Regions from separate parts of the Homo sapiens genome. Here regions 1 and 3 are each linked to region 2. The links are chromatin loops, found by intact Hi-C in ENCODE. Cell type or tissue: mammary epithelial cell. All regions are shown on one strand.

The links. Hi-C counts contacts between places; a loop is a spot of excess contacts. Peaks named below come from ENCODE experiments on the same cell type or tissue, not always from the same donor. Only the 100,000 strongest peaks of a DNase experiment are listed, where the experiment ranks them.
Region 1: it touches region 2 in a loop (7-fold over the local background); 7 of 110 quality-filtered maps call a loop at or near these places.
Region 3: it touches region 2 in a loop (9-fold over the local background); 5 of 110 quality-filtered maps call a loop at or near these places.

Annotation. Positions count from the first base shown.
Region 1 is chr13:32,646,635-32,654,634 of GRCh38, forward strand. PDS5B (PDS5 cohesin associated factor B) reads left to right here. Exons shown (of 35, transcript NM_015032.4): 2 at 2,120-2,246; 3 at 5,170-5,373. The coding sequence starts at 2,139. Among named protein-coding and RNA genes, the nearest start is that of PDS5B, 64 kb to the left of the region's middle. RefSeq lists a silencer at 4,268-4,357. In mammary epithelial cell, a CTCF peak has its summit at 4,300 (motif pointing left); a DNase peak (open chromatin) is centred at 4,297.
Region 2 is chr13:32,907,304-32,915,303 of GRCh38, forward strand. It overlaps LINC00423 (long intergenic non-protein coding RNA 423), which reads right to left and starts at 4,349. Exons shown (of 5, transcript NR_047020.1): 1 at 3,720-4,349; 2 at 3,334-3,417. In mammary epithelial cell, a CTCF peak has its summit at 4,407 (motif pointing left); no DNase peak of the experiment used is centred here; H3K27me3 peaks cover 690 bases.
Region 3 is chr13:32,665,584-32,673,583 of GRCh38, forward strand. PDS5B (PDS5 cohesin associated factor B) reads left to right here. Exons shown (of 35, transcript NM_015032.4): 7 at 2,181-2,261; 8 at 7,633-7,773. Among named protein-coding and RNA genes, the nearest start is that of PDS5B, 83 kb to the left of the region's middle. In mammary epithelial cell, a CTCF peak has its summit at 3,647 (motif pointing left); no DNase peak of the experiment used is centred here.

The DNA of each region.
Region 1 (8,000 bases), 260 kb before region 2:
CATCCTTTTACTTTCAGCATGTATCCACTTTTTTCATTGTCTTTTAAGGTGTTTATGTTGAAATTTAAAAATCTTTTCTTTTAACCTGATTGTGTATATTACATACACATATAGTACTTAGTATGTGCTAAGCAATGTTGTAGGTACTTTATATATAAATACTTACACCTCTTAGTTTTCATTTGGCTAATTTGCCCTTATTTTACTCTGCACTTAAAAATTATACTCCTTGGTTGTAAACTTCTAGATTTGCAGTTATATTCTTTCTCTGCTTTGAAGATAACATTTTGCTGTCTTCTGGCTTATGTTGTTGCTGTTGAGAAGTCACCTGTTAGTTTAAATGCTATTCCTTTCAAGGTACTGTGTGTGCTCTAAATTTTGTTTGTTTTCTGGAATTATTATTATTTTAAATTTAACCCTGTTTGGCTTACTGAATTTGTAGGTTGGTATTTTATGATATTCTCTGTAGGTATTTGGCCTCTGCTTCAATCTAGTCCTTCTGGTACTCTCATGAATCCCATGAGTGAATCTCTCATTCTTCTCTCTCTATAACTTCCATGAATTGTAGGCTACATTTAGGCCTTTCTATCCTTATGTATTTCAGGTGTATGTTTCACTGTGTTGCACTCCGGATAATTTCTTATGACCTTTCTTTCACTTCATTCTTTCTTTTTTGAGACAGGTGGAATGCAGTGGCGCAATCTCAGCTCACTGCAACCTCTACCTCCTGGGTTCAAGCAGCTCCCCTACTGCAGCCTCCCGAGTATCTGGGACTACAGGGGTGTGCCACCACACCTGGCTGATTTTTGTATTTTTTGTAGAGATGGGATTTTGGTATGTTGCCCAGGCTGTTCTTAAACTTTGGAGCTCAAAGTTTAAGCTCAAAAGGCCTGCCTTGGCCTCCCAAATGTGCTGGGATTACAGGCGTGAGCAATCCCACCTGGCCTTTAATGGTTTTTCGTATCTGCGAATACATTGACCTGTTGAATTTTCAATTTCAGTAATTGTATTTTTTCATTTTTAGAAGTTCTATTTAAAAAAAATCTTCTAGTTTAGTCTTTATAATTTTTTTTGTTTCCTGTAGATATTTTTGGAATTGTCTTTTATTTCTTTAAGATTATAGTAGTTTTACAGTCTTTGATAGACACAAAAATTGTGTCTGTTTTTGTTGTGTGGTATTTCTGCTGGTTCTCCCTCATAGTTGCTTGGTTATTTTTGACTTGATACTTGCTCATTGTTCTAGAAACATCATAGTGGGGATTCTTTGATACTTAGGATGAAGGCACCCTTCTCTAGGCAGGACTTGGATTTACTTATGTTAGGTGCTTGGGGCTGTTATTAACCAGGGGTCTGTGAGTTCATGTTTTGAGATTCTCTGGGCCACTTAGGTCATGTCAGCCCCAGCAAGTGTGCAGGCCCATGGCCAAAACTAATTACCTGTTCCTTCCCTGTATTCATGTTGCCTTTCTCTGTTTAGCACCAAGGCAGCCTTCTCAGCGGTTCCCTCTAGGGGGTGGGGCTGGGGAAAAGAGGTGTTCATTTCTAGTTTACCCTCTCCTTTGCAGGTATATCTTCTTTGGGTAGGGTGGTGGCCTACATTAATGTCAGGAGAGTTTCCTATTTGACTGTCTGCCTTGATATGTTCAGATTTACTTCTGTTCCCCTTGCCCTATAAGACCATCAAAACTGAATCCCACATTTGTCAGAAATGAAAAATGCTTTCAGAGTATAAGTAGCTATAATGTCCCAGTGTTCCCACTTACTTCCCTGGATTCCTATTTTCTCTTAGGTTTTAGTTTGAGTACTTTGTGGTGCTTTTAAAAAGTATTTATTTTTTATTTTTCTCTAGCTTACTATTATTATTATTATTTTTAGTTGGAGGGTTAGGACAAATAACAAAGCTTGCCACTGAGGAAATGAAAGTAAAAATAAGTTTTGTTTTTCTAAAAATAATTTGGGGAAATGTTCAATAGAGTGATTTTCATTAAATGGTAAAGTAAATTACTATAAATTAGGAGGTAGTTACAAATTTTGGTTGGTGGGGAAGGTTACCATTTATGTTTGTTAAGAATGTTTATATCTATTTTTTGGTTTGCATCTAATAGTTTTCTTGTTTCAGGGGTAGAAATATTTCTGTCATGGCTCATTCAAAGACTAGGACCAATGATGGAAAAATTACATATCCGCCTGGGGTCAAGGAAATATCAGATAAAATATCTAAAGAGGAGATGGTGAGACGATTAAAGGTGAGTAAAATTCTATTCTTTTTTACATCTGTGTAGGGCAGAGGTCCCCTGTGGAAATCACATGGGGCTATAATGTATCTTGTTGGGGTAACTTAAAAAAGCAAAGCAAAGCAGCAAATGGCATAGAAAAGATCTAAGGGAGTAGAGTATATAAGGTACAGTGGGGATTATTTGGCTATGATTAAAGGGACAGCAATTAGGTGAAGCTTAGATTTTCTAGGATCTCCTATACTTGGGTATAAAGAACAAGTCTACAATACTCATATTCCTTATTGTCTATACAAAGTTGTCTCCTTTCTTCTATATAGTTTCTAAAGACAACCACTTTAAGGGAGTTTTAGGTCTTTATACTGAGTAATTAGGCTGTGTACTACTTTCTTGTAAGTTATTTTCAAAGTAGGTCAAAGGGCTTCACTTTAAGCTTCTTCCTCTGCTTCTGACATGTAGTAATGAATCAAGATTGCTGGTGAACTTCTATGGATGAGGCTAGGGCCTCTTCATATGTGTTTGAATAATATTTTCACCTTTTCCTTTAGGGTGGTGGTGATCTCTGTAATTGTTAAAATGGATAAAGAAGCATAGTGTTCAAGGAGAATGTTAAGCTGGTCTATTAGTTAGTTTAGATGGTCTTTATTTTTGAGCATTTCCGATCGAGGTTGTATCTACCTAGATATTTATGTTGCTTGATATATTATTATTTATCTGGATGTCAGGGCTGAAAAATGTTCCCAAATTAATCATTGAAGATCCAGGGGCTTAAAAACAAATACTCTTCTTTATTGCTACATGGTGTATAGAATTTTTATAAAGAGAAAAAGATGCTAATACTATCATAAATTTCACATAAAGTCTTAATATTGTACATGTATGTGTTTATACTTAAAGTATCAGAATGTCAGATATCAGATGTTTATTCAAAGGAAAATCATCTTTGAGCAGATTAAATTTACTAATAGGTGGATATTTTATCTAGTTGGGAACTGGTGTGTATTTTATTAAGAATAGTCAAGCTATGAATCCCTTCTATATATGACATGTTTCATTTTCTATGTATTTACCTTCTCTTGACCTATTGCATTTTTAGAGAAACTAATACATTTATTACCTTATATTTGTTTATACTAAGTGAGCATTCCTGTTGTTTGTTGAGAAACTAATCTTGAACTCAGAGCCTACACTTAAAACTGATCAGCATTAGTGTCTTTTAGAGATGTTATTTTCTCAGATTTCTTTCCTAATTTGGAGGACTCATGAGTTATTAATGAGTTTTATAACAGCATTTGAGTTGTAGACAGTAGTGAGGAATTCCCATTTTCTGGACCTTGAACAAACTTTGTGGTTATTGTTGGTGGAATGATTGCCTCAGTACTCATATTTAATGTTTGTAATATGCTTTCATTATTTTGTAGACATTTATGTCTAGCAGTAATCCAGTTATACTTTTTTCTCATTTATTTTCCTAATTTATAGTTCCATTTTTAGCATCCTCCTTCTTAGAAAAATATGAAAAAATTATGTAGGATGATATGTACAAATACCCATGTAAGTTTTATACATTATAACAATTTGTTAACGTGTAAGGTGATACTGTTTATAAAATTTTTTTTCCTGTAACATTTTATTCAAAATATGCTTAATCTCTTATCTTTTGTTAAGAGAGCTACAGAAATAAATAGTTACATGCATGCAGTTCTTTTTTACCCTTTGTGGTTTTTCCTAAACATATAGGCAATCAAAGCATAAATCTTAAAAGTAATAAAATAAAAAAGCTAAAAGACCCAGACATCATACCCTTAATCTAAATGTAGTGCCAGGTTGCAAGGATTAGTCTACTGTTGGTTCTGGTATCTGGCATAATAGAACTGAGAGGCTGCTCTGTGAGGAGCAGTGTTTTCCACAGCTGCTCTGAGAATTCAGTAGAAATCGAGCCATTTGTTACTCAGAAGTCTAGCTGGATGGCAAGTGGAAATCGTTGCAGCATAAAGGACCAAGACATTTAACATTGATACTTTGTGGCCAGCCCCACTTGTTGCCTAGTATTTGCAGCACCACCTAGTGGATGCTGGATGGTCACCTTTCCATTGGAGTTGTATTTAAATGTCAGTTCCTGTCAAGTTAGGCAATTTTGTTTCATTTAAAGTAGGAATAGTGCAGACTGAGATCATCATTGTAATTACTAATATTGAAATCAGAGAAAGCTCTTCTGAGAATTCATGGTATACCATTCTATTTTCTATTCACCTTTTATAGAAATATTTTTGAAAAAAGAACCATTTCTTTTAGCTTCCTTTGTCTTAACTCACATGTGCAACTGAATTAATGAATTATCCACATCATATTCTCTTTTACTGCCACACAAGAAATATTTTGTTGGATGCCGTGGTAGATACTTCATAGTAGCTTTTCAGTGTTGAGGGATGCATCTTTGACATCCTTTCTTAAATAAAACCATGTGACTGGAGTGGTTTAATGACTTAAATGGAAAATTAAATTGTCATCTTAGGGTTTTCTTTAGGCATATACTTTTTCTTCTCATGAAAGGATTAGAAATATTATTTTTAAAAAAGATGGTATTCTTAAGGACATACTCCTTTTAGTCCAGTTGTACAAGTGAGACCAGAAGTTTCCACAAATATTCTATTGGAATTCTTCCAATAATGACTACTACATAAGGGCAATTTAATCTTTAAAAATCTGGTTAGCAGATATTTTGGGTAAATGAAAAAATATTTTAGTAAGTCTTTTAAATAGAAGTTTACTTTGTAGTTTTAGGAGAATTGTGTTCTCTCAAATAGAGACTTTCTGCAGAAAAATGAAAGTATATTCATTTGAAGTTAACCTTAGCAATTAACATGACCTTTATTTCACATGACTGTAGTTTTACATGGAGCATTTCATTATTTGATTTTTTATTTTTGTATAGATGGTTGTGAAAACTTTTATGGATATGGACCAGGACTCTGAAGAAGAAAAGGAGCTTTATTTAAACCTAGCTTTACATCTTGCTTCAGATTTTTTTCTCAAGCATCCTGATAAAGATGTTCGCTTACTGGTAGCCTGCTGCCTTGCTGATATTTTCAGGATTTATGCTCCTGAAGCTCCTTACACATCCCCTGATAAACTAAAGGCAAGTACTGATTTAAATAACTCCAAGATTGACCGATACTTTGATTTATCTTTCTAACTAAAATGGGAGTTAAGGTATTTAGATGATTTCCTTGGATTCTTTGACATTAGCTACAGTAATCTTTTGCTAAACTTAATGTTTTTTTTTTTTTTTAGAACTTATTTTTGAAAAACTTTCTGGTCTTGAGGTTAAGAAGTAGATTAATACAGTGTGTATTTTTTTTATATCATGTCATCATTAGCTCTGTTTCTTTCATTATAATTTTGGGGGCAATTCCTTTTCACTTTTGAAAATCCATATTGAAGACCATGGCCATTATTTAAAACATAATACCTAGTATAAACATGAGTTTATAATATATAATCCTCATTTATTTAATGGAAGGTGTGATATAAATTGTTATATTTGTGTTATAAATTGTGTTATACATTGTTATGAAGAAAATACAGGCCAGGCGCAGTGGCTCAGGCCTGTAATCCCAGCACTGTGGGAGGCCGAGGCAGGATGATTACTTGAGTTCATGAGTTTGAGGACAGCTTGGGCAACATAGCAAGGCGTTGTCTCTACTTTAAAAAAAAAAAAAAAAAAAAAAAGGAAATTAGCCTTGTGTGGTACTGTGCACCTGTAATCCCATAACTACTTGGGAAGCTGAGGTGGGAGGAGTGCTTGAACCCCCGGGGGGCGGAGGTTGCAGTGAGCCAAAATGGCACCACTGCATTCCAGCCTGGGCTGAGTGAGACCATCTCTATTAAAAAAAAAAAAAAAGATTCAGTGAACAAAATTTTAATGGAAAGGTACAAAAGACATGTGGTACTTGGTTACAGTAATTGTAAGTAAAACTATATAAATGCAAAATCTTTAAAAGATGAGAAGGGGAATAGCACGAGTAATCTTTTTAGGAAAATGCTGGTAGAAAGCATGAAGTAATTAGAGTTGTGCAAAAGATACTGAATGTTTATAAGGCAGATCAGGTAGGAATTAAAAACAGCAACAATAAAAGATAATTGTGGAGTCTGGGTGCGGTGGCTCACACCTGTGCACTTTGGGAGGCTGAGGTGGGCCGATCACCTGAGGTCAGGAGTTCGAAACCAGCCTGGCCAACATGGTGAAACTTCATCTCTACTCAAAATACAAAAATTAGCCGGCTGTGTTGGCACATGACTGTAACCCCAGCTACTGTGGAGGCTGAGACAGGAGAATCACTTGAACCTGGGAGGTGGGGGATGGAGTGAGATTGCGCCGCTGCACTCCAGCCTGGCCAACACAGCGAGAGTCTCAGAAAACAAAACAAAAAAAAGATAATTGTGGAAACTATGGGTTAGAGAATGAGTCCATAGAAAGATTATTAATCCACAGTGTGAAAAAATGGCAGGCAATTTATATTTATTTCACTTAATAAGTCTTGCTGTTACTTATGTGTCAGGAACTGGATTTACAGTGGTGAAAAAAACCCAGGCATGGTTCTTGGACTCATGGAGTTCTTGATAACTGAAGTGAGGAATGTGCTTATTTGATCAAGTCTACCACAATTCAAGTAGAGGATGTGCAACCTGTTTTGGGCATGCTTGTTTTAAATTTTGATTGGTGAAAGAATCTTAGGATGAGGGAGGTAGAGGGCAATATTTGTCATTTAAAGGTGGTATTGAATTGTAAGATTTGAGAATGGTCGGAGACTTAAAGTAGATAACATGAGCTGGTCCATGTAGTTGTATACCCAGGTACTAGCTTGATTTCTAAATGTGAATTTCTCATTTGGAGATACTTAATTGGTTTAAGGAATGATTCCATTTGTTTGATAGTGGCTGTGGCTCTCCCGTACTAGATGTCTTGTTGGCATTCTCATGACGAGGAAGTCTAACTTAAGACTGCTACTGTACAATTTATTTATCTCTCTTGGGGATCTTTCAGTTTGCATAATCAAGGACCTATTTCAGGGCTTTGGGGGTAACGAGAAATTCTCCCTAAAGAATAGCTACATATCTGTTCTGTTTCTAACAGGACAATTTATGAGAAGACTGTAAAAGAGCTGAAATTAGGGTCTTTGTGCATTATTCCCTAGCTGAAAAATGTTAAGTATTTGGTTTTTCTGATGAATTTTTGAGTCTTATTCTAAATGCCTCTTTTTTCTTTTTGGGGGATAGTACTTAAAATTACTGACTTTGAGGGTGCTTTCTAAATATTTAAGAGATTTCACTTCGTCTTGATTAGCGGCAAATTCGTATATCTGTATGTCTATATATTTTGTCTACAGTAGTGTTGTATACAGATTAGAAAATTGTGATATTTGAGCCTTACCTTTCCACTTTCAGTTAGTTATTGTCATCAGCAAACCCCTTTTATACAGTTGGCTTCATGTTTAGGCAGTAATTGGTGAGGTTATAAGTGACTGTTGTCTTTCCATCGCTACATAGGGTCAATATGGCGTGTGTACTCTTTCAGCAATCCAGGAAGGGTTCATTCATAGAGAACATATTTTCCACAGTACTACTATCAAAGTAACTTTTTTTGTTTTAAGTAACCTTTTTTTTTAAAAAATTGTGTTTTAGGTGCAGGGGTACATTTGCAGGTTTGTTATGTAGGTAAATTACATGTCATGAGGGTTTGGTGTACAGATTATTTTGTCACCC
Region 2 (8,000 bases):
TCCTTGCCTGGAAAGTTAACAAACTTGGTTTTGTGGTTTTTATTTATTTTATACCTCTGGTGGCCTATGTTTTATTATTTTTCAGAATGCAGGCTGTCGGGGAGCCAACTATCACTTAACATCTGGCAGCAGCACAGAAAAAATTCTGAACATTAAGACCAACTGAAAGAAAGCCCCAAACCAAACCAAACCAAACACAACCAAAGCAAACAAAACAAAAAACATAAACCAGTAACAGCAGCACCAACAACATAATAACAGCAAATCTCACTCATCAGACCACCTTGCTGGGAAATGCTACCCAAAATAATTTCCTGACTCAGGTCATTTAAACTTGGAGTTGATTTCAACTGGACTAAGCCAATTTCAATAGTGGTCTAGATTTGAATACTGCTTCTAGATGTTTGTGTGACCTCCTTGTTTGGTTTAGCATTCAAAGTCTAGTAGACTGATAAAGAACCAAGGCCATAGGGCCGGGTGCTGTGGCTCCTGCCTGTAATCCCAGCACTTTGGGAGGTCGAAGCAAGTGGATCACCTGAGGTCAGGAGTTCGTGACCAGCCTGCCCAACATGGTGGAAACCTATCTCTACTAAAAATACAAAAAGTTAGCAGGGCATGGTGGCGGATGTCTATAATCCCAGCTACTTGGGAGGCTGAGGCAGAGAACCACTTGAACCCGGGAGGCAGAGGTTGCAATGAGCTGAGATCACGCCACTGTACTCCAGCCTGGGCGACAAGAGCAAAACTCCATTTCAAAAAACAAACAAACAAACAAGCAAACCCCAAAACAAAACAAAACAAAACAAAACAAAACAACGAACCAAGGCCATAAAGTTGACAAAAATCACTTGTCTGTTACTTTTGAATTATTCATCATGTGTGCAGCACAATCTGGTGAACTTAGGTGGAAGCTGTGCATGTTTGATTTTGTTCTATGAAACATGGATTTGCTCAGAAGAATCCTCCCAGAAGTTTAGTTCACTTTGGTTTGTGGTATTATTAAAGGAACCCAGGAGATTTTCAGTTCTAACTGGTGCTTCTGCAGCACAACTTTCAAATCCTGGGAATTCTGAATCCTGTACGTAGTTCCTCACTGAAAGAAACGTCCAGCACTTTCCCCATAAGTGTACTTTCCTCTTACATCAAGATGCTGTTATGATTTGCTTTCCCCCTCACGGCAAATTACTAATGTACTTCATATTTGAAAAGGGAGTTTGCTGAAAATGTAGCAGAATCTATTTGATGTACATCTTGCTGTAGCCTTAAAGTATTACAACCCAATCTTGTTTCTGCCTCTGGCTGTTCTGATCTTTAAAAGATTTTGGTTTTTAATACAAAGTACATGATGATTTGCATGTACTGAATAAGATTGTGATCCAATGTCTTTGATGGTGGCCTTCCCTTTTATTGCTATCTTCAAGTAAGGTTTATTCAGTGCCTACTGTTCAGGGCTTTATCCTGGGAATATACAAAACGATGTTTGAGTATCTTGCCTCTGCCTTCTAGGAGTTCAACTTAAGCCATCTTACTTCTTCCCTCCCTCAAACGTTTTTAACAGGCAGAAAAATGAACATAAGAGGAATTCTTCAATAATTTAAGAGACAGGCCAGAACAAAGGCTCCTCCAAAGAATGAATGTTTAATGGCATGTTTCCAGAATGTAGGCTGCAGGAGAATGTGCACCCGGGGTGGGAGTAGATCAAAGGAAGGAGGTTAAATTATGGTTTATTTCTCATCCTTTTGTAGAACTCTTTCTGCAAGACATAGTTTCTTGGAGGATGTACCAGTTATCAATTGCTGTATAACAAGCCACCCTAAAACTGAGTGGCTTAAAAAGCACAGTGATTTATTATCTCTAAGGATCCTTGGGCTGGAAATCTGGGTGGTTCTGTTACTTGTCTTGCCTGGGCTCACTTACTGGCTGTCGTCACCTGGGAGTTTGGGGCTGAGGGTCTAAGATGGTATCACTTACTGTCAGCAGATGGTGCTGACTGTGAGATGGGGTGTCTCTGTTCTTTTTCACACAGTCTCTTATCTTCCAATAGACCAGAATGGACTTCTTCACAGCATGGTGGTCTCAGGGTCCTAAGACCTAGCCTCTAGAACTTGCATGGTGCTACTTCTGCTACATTCTATTGGTCCAAGTGGGTTTCAAGGACCTTCCAGATTCAAGAGGTGGAGAAATAGACTCCATCTTTTAATGGAAGGATCAAAGGGACATAGACCCAGAAAGCCATGATTCACTGTCATTATTATAACAATCTGTCACAACAGAACAGGGGTCAGATGAATGGGGATGAGGGGAGGGCTAGAAGATGGGGGGACAATAATCTAAGAACTGAAGACAGAGACTTCCTTTAGAATCTTTGTTCCTGTCTGCAATTATAGGATTTTCATGTGTCAGCAAAGGATAGGTTGTCTCTAGTTATTTGTTTCTGGGGAAATAGGCTCAAAGGGATGTATTAGTGAAGGAAAAATAATCAATGCTAGCAATTTTATTAATGTTTGGCACTTGGGGAAAATATGTAAAATGGAAAAGCAGAACAAATAAGAATACCAAAGAGATGTGGGGAGGTTATGTACCCAGATGCAAGTACACTAAAACAGAAGATTTTATCAGGAAATTATATATACATTATATGCTATATGTATATATTTAGCATACACATGAAATTCTTTCTTCTATAAGATAAAGTCAACTTAGGGTTGAAGCTTTTAAAGGTGGTTTTCCTTTTTATAGCCCTGCAATTTAGGCAGGCCATCACAGGGCAAAAGACATGTGGGTCCTTTTATTCAAGTCTCTTAGAGTCACATTCATGAATTTCTTATACATAGTCAGGAAACATGTAACCCTTTATTAAAGGAATTTAACCTAAAATCCACTATAAACTCGTTTTTTTAAACGTGACTTTTAGAAAAAATTCTCGTAGCACATTGTATACCTTTCTCATCAATCTTAAACTTTTCCTTATTCATTTTCTCTGAATCTAAAATCAATAGTCTTTCCAAGCAGTTTCTGTCTTAGCAGCTACTATCATTTGTCTGTTGAAGCCACAAGAATACTTCAGTCTTCCTTCCGAGGTTAGTGGACTTCATTAAAGAAATAGCTTTAGTTTTCTTTCCAGCATGCCATGTCTCTATTTTCTTTATCATGCGGAAGTGAAAAAATGTCAAATAAAAGAGGAAAGAAGTCACAGAGATCATAGTTGTGTCTTTATCCACTGCTAGTTGACCCTTGAATTTATTTTTGCAGAACTTCCTCATCTTTTCCTCCTTTTAATTGATTTCTCTAACCAGAGCTAGTATGAGTCTGAATGAAACATAGGCAGCTTACATTTTCTCCATCCGTCATAATCGATAACCACTTCCTTATAAGCTGTCGTAACTTCAGGCTTCTATGGCAACTTTCTTGGTGGACCTACAAGAATTTTTAACAGTTTGAAAACCAATCTTAAAGGTTAGAAAGGGTGACTCACACCACTTTTATTGTATAAATGCCTTCTTTATTCCTTGAGCCAGGACAACTCAAGTAAATCAGGAAATAGGCAAGAAAACAAAAATCACTCATTTGGAGATGATTACTCTGAAATATATGTCTTAACTATGCCCCACACTGAGACATCTTTTTGAAAAGTGTTCTAGTTAGTTCTAAATGAACTTACCTAATTCTCTTTCCTCCACAGCCCTCAGATAACACAAGCAATGGCCCTTCTCACTCACCAACTCAAGCAACGGTGCATCTCCACCTGGTATTGTGGTGTGGCAGGTCTATGTGGCAAGGGTTTTGTCTCCGTACTCTGGGTGAAGGTGTTGAAGATGATCCTGAGGCCTCAGTTCTCTGGAGGGAGTCTTGCGGGTAGTTAACTTCTGCTGAATCTCAGTATAGCAGTGCAAGGTCAAAACCCAAAATGCGCTCAATCTTGAGTTGTTGAAGTTGGATGAAAAGTGAAGTCATTATTGGGCATGACATCTGGTGTTTCAGTCCCAAGGCCACAAGCAGAATGTTACAATCTCTGAAGCTTAATGATTTTGCATTTCATGTAGCAGCTTAAGTTTTTCACAGCCTGAACTCAATTAATTTTCACAGCCCACTGTGGAGGTGGAGAGGGAAGTGCCATATATTTTTGCAGTAGGTGTGATAACCTGTCATTGATCACTCATTTGATGAACACCAAAACTTTGCCTGCACTTCTGGGAGGACAAAGAAGCCTCCTAACTGTCTGGTCTGTGGATCAGGTGCCGCAGGTCCTCTGCTCTAGACTATCAATCTTTTCAGCTGGTCATTTGGAGGGCATTACAGGGCAAACCATGCGCAGTTGAGACCAATTGCCTGTGCCCATGGGCAGAACTGTCTGTTGATGGGCAGAAAGGACAGCTCTAGATAACAAGCATGTGAACAACACCCCCTGGTGTTGGTGAGGATGGATCAGCAGGCATAGACATAAACTGCTGTCAGGGCTGTAACAGGAGCAGGCTTTCCTACCAACAGTGCTCAGGCAATGGAGTATCAGTGTGGTGATATATCATTATTCTAATTGGCTGTTTGGGTTTCATTGTATGGGTATGCTATAATTTATTTAATCAACATTTAAGTTGTTTCCAATTTTTCACCATTACAAAAATGCTTAATGACCAGACTTGTATATCTTTCTCTGTCACCTTGACCCATTATGGCTTCGGGGGAAAAAAAATCCCACGAATGGAATTGTTGATTCAAACTTTAAAATACTAATACATAGGGTCAAGTGACCATCTAAAAAGTTGTGTGCTAAGATTATAAATCAATTACCTAAGTTTTATTTCAGTACTTTAATAAAAATGTATATTTTTATGTCTAGGTATTTGCTCCTTCTGAAGCTTAATTTGGGCATAGAGATTTGTTATTTCTATTTTTTCCAAATGATTAGTCAGTTTATCCAACCCATTTTGTTGATAGTCCACCTTGATCATATATCAAGTTCTCACACACACATGAGTCTGTTTCTGAATTATGGATTCTGTGCTATTGGGCTTTCTGTTATTATATAATGGTTTAATGTTTATACTTGTATGCTTATAATATCCAATAGGACAAATGCTCTCTCATTAATTTGCCTGGCTATTTATGCATGCTTATTCATTCAGAAGAAATTTGAAATAAATTTTTTTCCATAACAAAGAAAAAAGTCCCAAATGATTTTTGATTTGGATTTGCATTAAATTTAGTTTTATTTCAAAGAATTGTTATTTTTACAATATATAGTACATGTTAAAAAAGAGGATGTAGTTTTCCCTGCAGTCAAACATCTTATGTTTCTCAATAGAATTTTCTTATTTTCTTCACATGTCATGCACATGACTTATTAAACTGTATTCCTAGCAGTTATATATATATAAAACTATATATTATATTTATACATATGTGTTATAAATGTATTCCTAGGAGTTATGCATATATATAAAATACAGTTACACACATATAGCTCTATATAGATAATATTTACAGATAGATAACATATATAGTAATATATAGATAATATTTACAGATAGATAACATATATAGTAATATATGTTATATATTTATATATGTTATAGCTGTATTCCTGTATATATGTTATAACAACTGTACATATGTTATAACTATATTCCTAGGAGTTATATATAATATATAAACTATTATACATAAAATATATATGTAGCTCTATATATAGAAATATATATATATAAAACTATATGTAATATATATAACTCCTAGGAGTACAGTTATAACATATATATAATATTTATATGTATAAGTTATACATATATTACATATATTATCTATTTGGTAGAGATGGGGTTGCCCAGGCTGGTCTCAAATTCCTGAGCTCAAGCAGTTCTCCTACTTTGGCCTCCTAAAGTGTTGGGATTACAGGCATGAGGCACCATGCCTGGCCTGGAATTTTATATTTTTTGATTTTATAATTCAAGGGATTCCCCCACTCCCAGTTATAGGTCTCTAGCCTGCTCCACTGGAGTCGGCTAATCTGCTTGGCCCCTGGTTGTGCAGTCATCCGGGAGCTCCACTCAGGACTTTGAACTGACACCTGCAAGGGTCGGCGGAGTGAAGAGGCTGGGCCAGGCCCTCTGCCTTCTCCTCTTCCTCCTTCAGTCCTCATCCACCTCTGGTTCCAGTGTGTGGAGCAGGCTCTGTTGTCCTAGTAAATAAAGAAGAATCAACCAACTTCACAAAACCCCCCAGAAGTGACCAGCCATAAAAATATAAGCTTATTCCAAATACCTGGGACCCTGTACCTGGAGTCGTCTGCCACAGGGCAGGTCAGATGTCCCATGGCCGAGGGCTCAGGAGCTGTGGCTGGCGGCTGGTAGCAGCACTGGCTTCTTACCTTGGCCGTGGCCCTAAGTTCCCACATGTGGGAAGTCAGCCTAGTGTGCCATGTGGGAAGTGTCCAGGTTCTTCCTGGGGACACTCTTCTGCCTACATATGTAAAGAGACAGATTTCTGGGGTGAGAAAGGCAGCTCCAGCTTTTAGAGGAGCCAGGAAATCTCCCCAAGGCTCTGACCTGAAGAAAGAACACTCTCTAGAGAACAAGGGAGCTCAATCTTTTTTTAGTTCTGATTTCTATCTCCGTCATTAAAAATCAAGCTTTAAAAATAAGACCCTATCCATTATGTTTTAATAATCATCACTCGGGCTTAAAGTGACTAATAATAAAAGGTTTTTGTTTAAATATTAAACACTAATGGTTTTGTTCTGCTCTTGAGAACTGGAGGCAGACAGTTGAAAATGGGTTCACAGTGTGCCCTGGCCCTGGGGTCTGGGCTGATGACTAAGGTGACCCCTGGGAAATGGCACCTGTAATCGGAGGCTTGACTGTCTCCCACACTACCCTTACCTTGGCCCATGTCACAGTCCCAGGCTGCCTCCTCGCTCTGGCAGCAGTGTGGGGCTTCCCAAAAGGCTTTTGCCTTTTTGTTTTCCCAAATGACCAATGGATCTTTTAGAGAGGAATCTATTGTCAATTGCTTCCTTTTTTTTTTTTTTTTTTGATGCTACAAGACTACTTTGAAGCTCAGAAAGCCAAATCCTTGATCTTAATAATAGTAGCTATTATCTGGCACTGAGCTGAAGCTTTATATACATTATGCTATTTAAAGTTTACAAGAACCCTGAAGGATACACAATATTTTTCCTATTTTAAGTATGAGAATTCTGAGGCTTAGAAATTTTAAATAGCTTTCCAAGGACACCAGATTGTAAGCAGTAGAAGGAAGATTTGGAATCAGTTTTTATCTGATTCCAAATAACATGCTCTTTCCATTGCCCTAACTCACATAACTAGATAATAATTACATAATGGGTGTAGCCCTCTTGAGACATAATTTTACTTTTATTGGACAAACCTCTTTTTTTTTGAGTGAATGGTATTTCAGGGATGATTTCAGAGCATGAGCAACTGGGCATAGTGGCATAAACATAGTAGAAAATACACTGGGCTTCACCATGTGCCAGCCATTGTTCTGAGTATTTTGTAAAGATTAAATCATTGGATCCTCACAACCATGCCATGATGTAGTGTTTCAGCATGTTCAGGCGACTATACCAAAATACCATAGACAGGAGATGGCTTATAAACAACAGAAATGTATTACTCACAGCTCTGGAGGCTGGGAAGTCCAACCTCAAGGTGCTGGTGGATTTAGTGTCTGGTGAGGGCTTGCTTTCTGGTTCATAGATGGTGCCTTTACTGTGTCCTTGCATGGTAAAAGGGGAAACAAGTTCTCTGGAGTTTCTTTTATAAGGACATTAATCCTGGTTATGAGGGCTCTGTCCTCATGGACCTAATCATGTTCCATAGGTTCTGTCTCCTAATACCATCCCCTTGGAAGGTAGGATTGCAACAGAGGAAATTTTGGGGGACATAAACATTCAGACCATAGCATGCAGGTTCCGTTACTATCCCTCCATTCTACAGTTGAAGCACAGAGATGTTAAGCAAATTGTCTAATGTCTGATAACC
Region 3 (8,000 bases), 240 kb before region 2:
GACTCAAAAAAAAAAAAAAAAAAAAAAAAAAGAAAATAAACATCTTTACAACCTCAAGATAGGAATGAATTTCTTAAGAAAGCTATAGAGAGCAAAGCCGTATGAGAACAGACTGATAAATTTGATTACATTAAAAATAAAAGCTATTTGTGGTAACCAATATATGGAATTGAACTGTGTCTATCAATGGATGAGTGTATAAAGAAATTGTGGTATATGTATACAATGGAATATTATTCCAGCCATAAAAAAATGAAATTCTGTCATTTGCGGCAGCATGGATGGAACTGGAGGTTATTTTGTAAAGTGATATAAAATGAGAACAGGAAGACAAATATGTTTTCACTCGTGGGGGCTAAAGAAAGGTCTCATGGAAGTAGAGAATAGAATGGTGGTTATCAGAGACTGGGAAAGGAACTGGGGAGGGGAGGAATGAAGTGAAATTAAGGAGTACAAAAATACAGTTAGATAGAAGGCATAGTTCTTTCTAGTATTTGTTTGTTTGTTTGTTTTTTGAGATGGAGTCTCACTCTGTCACCCAGGCTGGAGTGCAGTGGTGCAATCTCAGCTCACTGCAACCTCTGCCTCCCAGGTTCAAGCAATTCTTCTGCCTCAGCCTCCCAAGTAGCTGGGAGTATAGGCATCCGCCACCACGCCCGGCTGATTTTATTTTTATTGGAGACGGGGTTTTGCCATGTTGACCAGGCTTGGTCTCGCACTCCTGGCCTCAGGTGATCCACCTGCCTCTGCCTCCCAAATTGCTGGGATTACAAGTGTGAGCCACAGTGCCCATCCTCTTTCTAGTATTTGATAGTACAGTAGGGAAATTATAGTTAACAATAATTTATATTTCAAAATAGCTAAAAGAGAAGATTTGTAATGTTCCCAGGACAAAGAAAACATAAATATTTGAGGTGATGGATATGTCAGGTACCTTGATTCGACTATCATTCAGTGTATACATGTATCAAAATAGCACATGTATCCCCAGAATAAGCATAGTTGTTACATATCCATAAAAAAAAAAATGAAAAAAAGTCTCCATACTTTGACACCATAAATATTGTGAAAAGACAAGTATAGACTAAGGTGTGTTATACATGTACAGACAGTTCCTGACTTAATGGTTTGACTTACTTTATAATGGTTTATTGGGGTATTAAATGCATTTTGACTTACTGTGGGTTTATTGAGATGTAACTTCATCATAAGTCAAGAAACATCTATAATTGATGAAAGTTTAGTCCATAGAATCTATGGAGAAAATATAAAAATAAATAAAAGCAAGACTAAACAGCCTAACTGAAAAATGGCAAAGATAAAATGTACAGAAAATTACTTCTCATTTACACAAGGAGACTTGTACAAGACATATAATTTAATGTCAATGAATAGGACAATCAGTAAAGAATCTAGTATATCTAAACAGCAGTTAGTATGAATGAAATAATAAAATACAAGCATTAAGGCAGGTAAATCTAAAAATATGCTGAGTAAAGAGTGTGAGTTTAAGGATATATACAGTGTTCCTGTTCTCTGGAATATGTTTAAACTGGGGTAGTGACTCCATTTTTTATCTTTACTTCCTTGTATCATTATCAAAGTCTCTTAGAAACATAGCTTCTTATGATGTTTTTTCTTGTTATCTTCCGCCCGTACTTTACTATTTGTTGTATTTCCTGTTGTATCCTTTGACTTACCTGTGCTCTGAAATGTGTTTGAGTAATCTGCTTTTTTACAGCTGCCCAAAACTCCTTTGTCCCTCCCCGCCTATGGGATGCCCATCGCTGCCCACACTAGAACATAGTTCATTCTCTTAGGATATTTTGTGTTTTTTGGACCTGAAGTGGAACAGCTTGTATTTGTACTTAACTGAATTGATTTTGGGACTAGATCTAGAGTGACTCTATCTAATAAGCATTTATTGACCATTTCTGTGTGGTTTACATTATGTTATGAACAAAATAGGAAGAGAATATAATTATCCTTACGTGGATGGAATCTTAGATCCAGTAGGCCAGTTAGTCCTAAAAAAAGAAAAGTGGTTTTGCCTTCTCTCTTTTATTCCAATTGAGTCTTAGTTTTTTCATTCATTTACTCAAGTAGCATTTTGAATACAGGTAATATTTTGCTTTTCATAGTTAGAGATATATAATATAGATATTGTTTATGTTTTTCAGAATTTAAACAAGCAAGCATATGATTTGGCAAAGGCTTTACTGAAGAGGACAGCTCAAGCTATTGAGCCATATATTACCAATGTAAGTCTTACTTGTAATTGGTTGTCAGAAGGATTAAACTGAAAATTTAAAGACTTGCTAGAAGCAAAATTTCATCAGATAGTATATAGTTTTAAAAACAACAAATTTGTGTTGTTTTAACCCTTAAGTAATATATTTTCTTTCTCCTTCTTAAAATTATTCTTGCTTTATATTTTTTGGAAGGCTTGCTCTCATCCTATTTGTTCTTTTATCTTCTTTCAAATTGCCTGAGAACTTAAACAGTTTTATTTTGGTTAGCAAGATATTCTGTTTGTTTCTACTGATAGAAATAGAGTTAAATGTAATTAGATAAAACATATGGAACTTTTCATTATTCAGAGACGTTGCTTACAGGTTTTTGGAGCTTAAATTGATTTGTACAAGAAGAAGATATGAACTAATATTAAGACCTAGAAATTGAAGGCAAGTATGAATGGCAGTAGTGATTTAGTAAAAGTTGCTTATCTATTGCTATTCCTGGGGTAGATTCCATATAAATCTATCTTTTCTGGAAAAAAGGAACAATTGTAATAAAATGAGACCTTTCAGTATCACCCCAAATCTACTTACTTATGGTTGACTATCTTGTATTTATTTTTAGAAGAAATATTTTTTAGCTGCTAGGTTCACTGACAGAAGTTTATGGTAAGTTTTATTTTCTCTCCACAGTTCTTTTGAGTTCTACAGATTTAGGTGGCAGTATTCATATTATATTCTGTGTGAATGGTGCCTCCTGGAATACAAATGTAGAGTACAGTGTTAATGGTGGCCCTTGGAATTGTGTAACAGTTCAGTCCCTCCACCTGCTTTTCAGTTTCACTCACCTCCAGACAAGTAAAGGATATAAATTTGCATTCCTGAGTAAAGTAAGAAAGAAAGCCTTTAATAATTACTTATGCATTCTCCTAAAATTTGAGGGAGAGTTTTTCTTGTAGTATACACAAATTTAAAGTCAGTGTATGAAATATATCATGAAAAGATGTACTTTGAAAACTAACTACTTCATAAAACAGTAACTTAATAAATTCCAGCTTTTGTTTCTGGCTTATAGCCTTAGAGAATCCCAAGCATACGATGATTTGGAAAAATTAATTTAATTTGTAAGAAATTGTTTTGAAGGGTAAACTTTCAGAAGCTGTGGAATCAAATCTGTAATCTATCTTAATTGCTCCAAGATTTTCAGGGAACTTCCAATACTGGTTTCTGCAGTTTTGTAAGTTACGGGTACTGGCTGAAATAAATTGGTTGGATTGAGTTTTTTCATCATTGGCTTAGTGGCACTTGAAGTGTGTAGACCTAGACTTAAAACATTCTGTAATTATCCTTTTCCCTTGCTTCAAGTACTTCTAAATGACTATTTCCATGGGCCATTAGAGCACACTAGGTGAGCTCCTCCTGGTGGCCATTTATTTAAACTCATATTGCCAAGCCAGTTTTTTTTTTTCTTTTTTTTTGGAGGGGAGGGGGGACACATCTTATTTTGATTTCTTTTTCTGGCATAAAAATAAGAAAAGAACGCTATACTGTATTGATATCTCTACTGTTATTGGGGAAAATCAATATTTGATTGGGGCAATTAAAGGAAAAAACCCACAATAAATGATGATACTTGTTAGAGTTAGATGATTAGGTTCGTTATACTGTTCTCTCAAATTTTGTATGTTTGAAAATGTTTATAATGGAAGTTAAATAAAGAAAAAAAGGCTGAGGAAATATTTTTAACAATCCCAGAATACATCAAGGTAAAAACATTTCTTTATCACTTATACCTTGTGTTAATTTCCTGTTGTTCTTGCTTGCAGAAATAGAATCCTTCCCCCATGAACTCCCCAAACTTTCATATTATGTCTTTATCAAAAGCTGGGGAGCAGGGGCCAGAGTGTTCTGAGTACACATTGAATTATATACTTTGTCTCAGTACGTTGTCCACTATTTTCTTATTTCTCCCTGTTTTCTTGTTCCTTGCCTTATTTGAAGGTTAGCTAGAAAATAAGAATTGCTTTTTCCCTCCCTTTAGTTCCTTTTTGTCTACTTATGTTTCCATTTCAGACCTTTATAATTACATGTAAAATCACTTTCTAGTGGACTTAATCGTCTTGTAGTAGGGTAAAATTAGTTCAGTCTTAGAAATCATTCTTAGCCCTTTTGGACTTACAGTTAAAACAGCTATTATTTACTCATCCTCCTAGTTGAGAATTAACAATTAAAAATAGGAGTAAGATACTGAGATAATAACCCCACTTCTCTCTTCTGTTTTTCTTTTTCATTCACACATACAGACACATTCTTTTTTTTTTTTATTCGATAGTATTTCTTACATATCAAGACTTAAGAAATCACTGTGGTGGTATAGGTTATTTATGTATTAAAATTTGTTGTTGTTGTTGTTTGAGACAGAGTCTTGCTCTGTCACCCAGGCTGGAGTTCAGTGGTGTGATCTTGTTACACTGCAACCTCTGCCTCTGAGGCTCAAGTGATCCTCTCACTTCAGCCTCCTGAGTAGCTGGGACTACAGGAATGAAACACCATGTCTGGTGAATTTTTCCTTTTTTAAAAAACTTTTTGTAGAGACAGGGTTTCACCATGTTGCCCAGGCTGTTCTTGAATTGCTGAGCTCAAGCAGTCCGCCTGCCTTGGCCTCTCAAAGTGCTAAGATTATAGGCGTGAACCACCATGCCCAGCCTAGGTTATTTTTTTTTAAATAGAATTTGTTGTAACACAACAATCCAGGAAGCTAAACAGTACATATATATTTGTTTAAAAGGTAAGATGGAATATCAAGAACAAAAAGTACATGGTGATAATTCTAAAAATTTCCTACACGCATCACTTCTTAATGATGTTATTTTTCACCAGTTCTTTTTTTATCACAAATTTTAGGATATGGCAAAAAATTATTTTGTTGGACTGAAAAAAGTACATCCAATCCTTGTTGGAATAGGTAAAATTTGGTTAAATTGCTTAATTCCACTGAGCCTCTGTTTTTGCACCTGCAATGCTTGGGTGGTGGTGGAGAATGTGTTATTTAATGTGAAATATTTTGTAATTAAAATTAGCCATGTAAATGTAAGGTAGAATTTATTACTGACTGGTGACATCTTTCATTAGGAGACATTTGCTGTACAAAAAAATTAATTTGTAGTATGTAATTAGCTACGCTTTTGTAAATGAAAGAATTTTTGGAAGGAAATATTTTAATCAAATCTAAATCTACCTCCACTAAATTTTCACCTCTTAGGAAGGACTTGGATTGTTTTACCCATATTTGTATCATACTGTCTTTTGCATATTTTTTATTCATTTACCAAACATATATTCTATGCCTCCTCTGTGTCAGGCACTGTGCTAGGTAGGCTTTTACACATTGGAGAAGACCAACTTGGTCATTGCCTTTTTGGAGATTATAAAAGTGTTCAATACATGTGTTTTTTTATGGAATTTGTGAGAAATTAAACCAGGGAATGATTTTTTTCCCTTAATTTTTCAAATAAGTTTTTCCCAGACTGTTAGAAGAAGATGATGATGGTTTGACCACTTGGGTGGTGAGATTGGGAAGGATTATTGTTCTTTATTAAGGAATATACTATTTATTAAGTAAATAGTACTTGTTTTACTATTTTTTAAGCAGGAGAAAATTTGTGAATGGAAGCAAAAAAGCCACTTTATTTTCAGCCTGAATAAGAAATTAACCTTTGATGTCATGAAATTCTCTTCCCATAAAATTGATAAATAGGAAGGACAAACAAGTTCTTTTTAAAACCAAAAAAGAAAGAATAGCAAAATAGAATTTGTTCTTCTTTCTTCATGGCTAGGTAGTCTGGTCTGATTCATAGACCTAAAAAAGTCACATAAAAACAACCCAAGAAGTAAAAGTAAGCAGAAAAGACATAGAAATATGAAATCCTCCACTCTGTACTTTCAGTATAGAAAGCTAAAGCCTAATTAAGCCAGTTGTGTGTTAACTGTCACAGAAGAGATTAGGGCAGCTTGTGTGGTATAAAGAATCCTTGACTCCTTCTCCGCTGAGACTCAGGAAACCATTGAGGATACATGGCAGGGTATGCTTTTGGTTAATTTTTTATGTTTTTGGAAGATTTTATATAGAAAGAAACTTGACAGTTATGCCATGCATCTTTGCCAATTTCAGTAGTAATATGATAAATGATCTGAGTGTGGAAACTAGTTAGAGCTAGCTATATGGTAGGGAAAAATTGTTTAAATTTGGATTTTCCTTGTGTTTGTGTGTGCTTTTAATTGGATTTTAATTAGTGTTGTAAACCGTGTAGATATGTACACATCAGAATGTAAAAGAAGACAAAGGATTAGGAAGAGGTAGTTTTTCATCAAAAATAAAAAATTACATATTTCAAACATAGAATTGCCTTCTATGAAAATGTAAGAAGGCTGTATCTATGGGATGATGTTTTCTTCCATATGTACTAAGGTGAACAAGCTATTATCCCTCACCCTTGGGAGATTAAGACATTGTATTAGGGTCTTCTAGAGAAACAGCCAATATTGAGTGAGTGTATGTATATACAGACACACATATACATATATGTGTGTATATTCACACATAGTGTATGTATACACACACACAGAGACACATGTATATGTATGAGAGGGAATTTATTAGGGGAATTGACTTATGAGATTACAGAGTCTGAGAAGTCCGAGAGTAGGCTGTCTGCAAGCTGGAGAACCAGGGAAGCCAATGGTGTTACTCTCAGAGGCAGAAGGCAAGGCTTGAGAACCTAGCAGGGGACTGGGCTATTGGTGCAATTTCTGGAGTCCAAAGGCAGGAAAACCTGGAGTTCTGCTGTCCAAGGATAGGAGATGAATGTCCCAGCCCAGAGGAGAGTGAATTCACTTTCCTTTGCCTTTTTGTTCTATTGGGCCTTCCAGCCTATTTGGATGATGCCTGCCCATACTGAGGGCAGATCTTTCCACTCAGTCTACAAGCCAATCTCCTCTGCAAACATCATTGCAGACACACCCAAGACACGTTGCTTTACCAGCTATCTAGGTATCCCTTAATGCAGTCAAGTTGACACATAAAATTAACCATCCAGAAATATGCACAAATAATATAGGATAGAATATAATCAGTATTATAATGGGGAGCAGAGTATATTTGAAAAGTAGAATGTTTATTGAAATGTTTCAGTCTGTTTTATTGTATACAAGATGGATTCCATGTTTTATCTTTCATGTAGCCTATATTGGTTTCCCATATAATGTTAGAAAATATTTTGATATGCCTAGTTTGACTTTGTATAAAATAATGATGAATTTGGTCAAATAAGATTTTAAAACATTCAACTTGTCTCTGGTTTTTCTACTAATGATAGGCTTTCTTTCTCCTCAAAAGTTTTTTAATCAGGTTCTGATGCTTGGGAAAACATCTATCAGCGATTTGTCAGAGCATGTCTTTGACTTAATTTTGGAGCTCTACAATATTGATAGTCATTTGCTGCTCTCTGTTTTACCCCAGCTTGAATTTAAATTAAAGGTAACTTGTAAAAATAATATGATTCTACCAACCAAGTTATTAGCAAAGAGCATTATTTATAGCTTTTTAATTTTTACAGTAGTTTTAACTGAATGTAAGAGATGAGGGGGAAGTATTACTATTATTTCTTCACGTATTTGTGCCGTGTCTGTTTGTGAATCTTTAGTGCCTGGCAGGTGCCTAGCAGATAGTAACTGTTTAATAAATGATTAGCAAGATGGTATTTT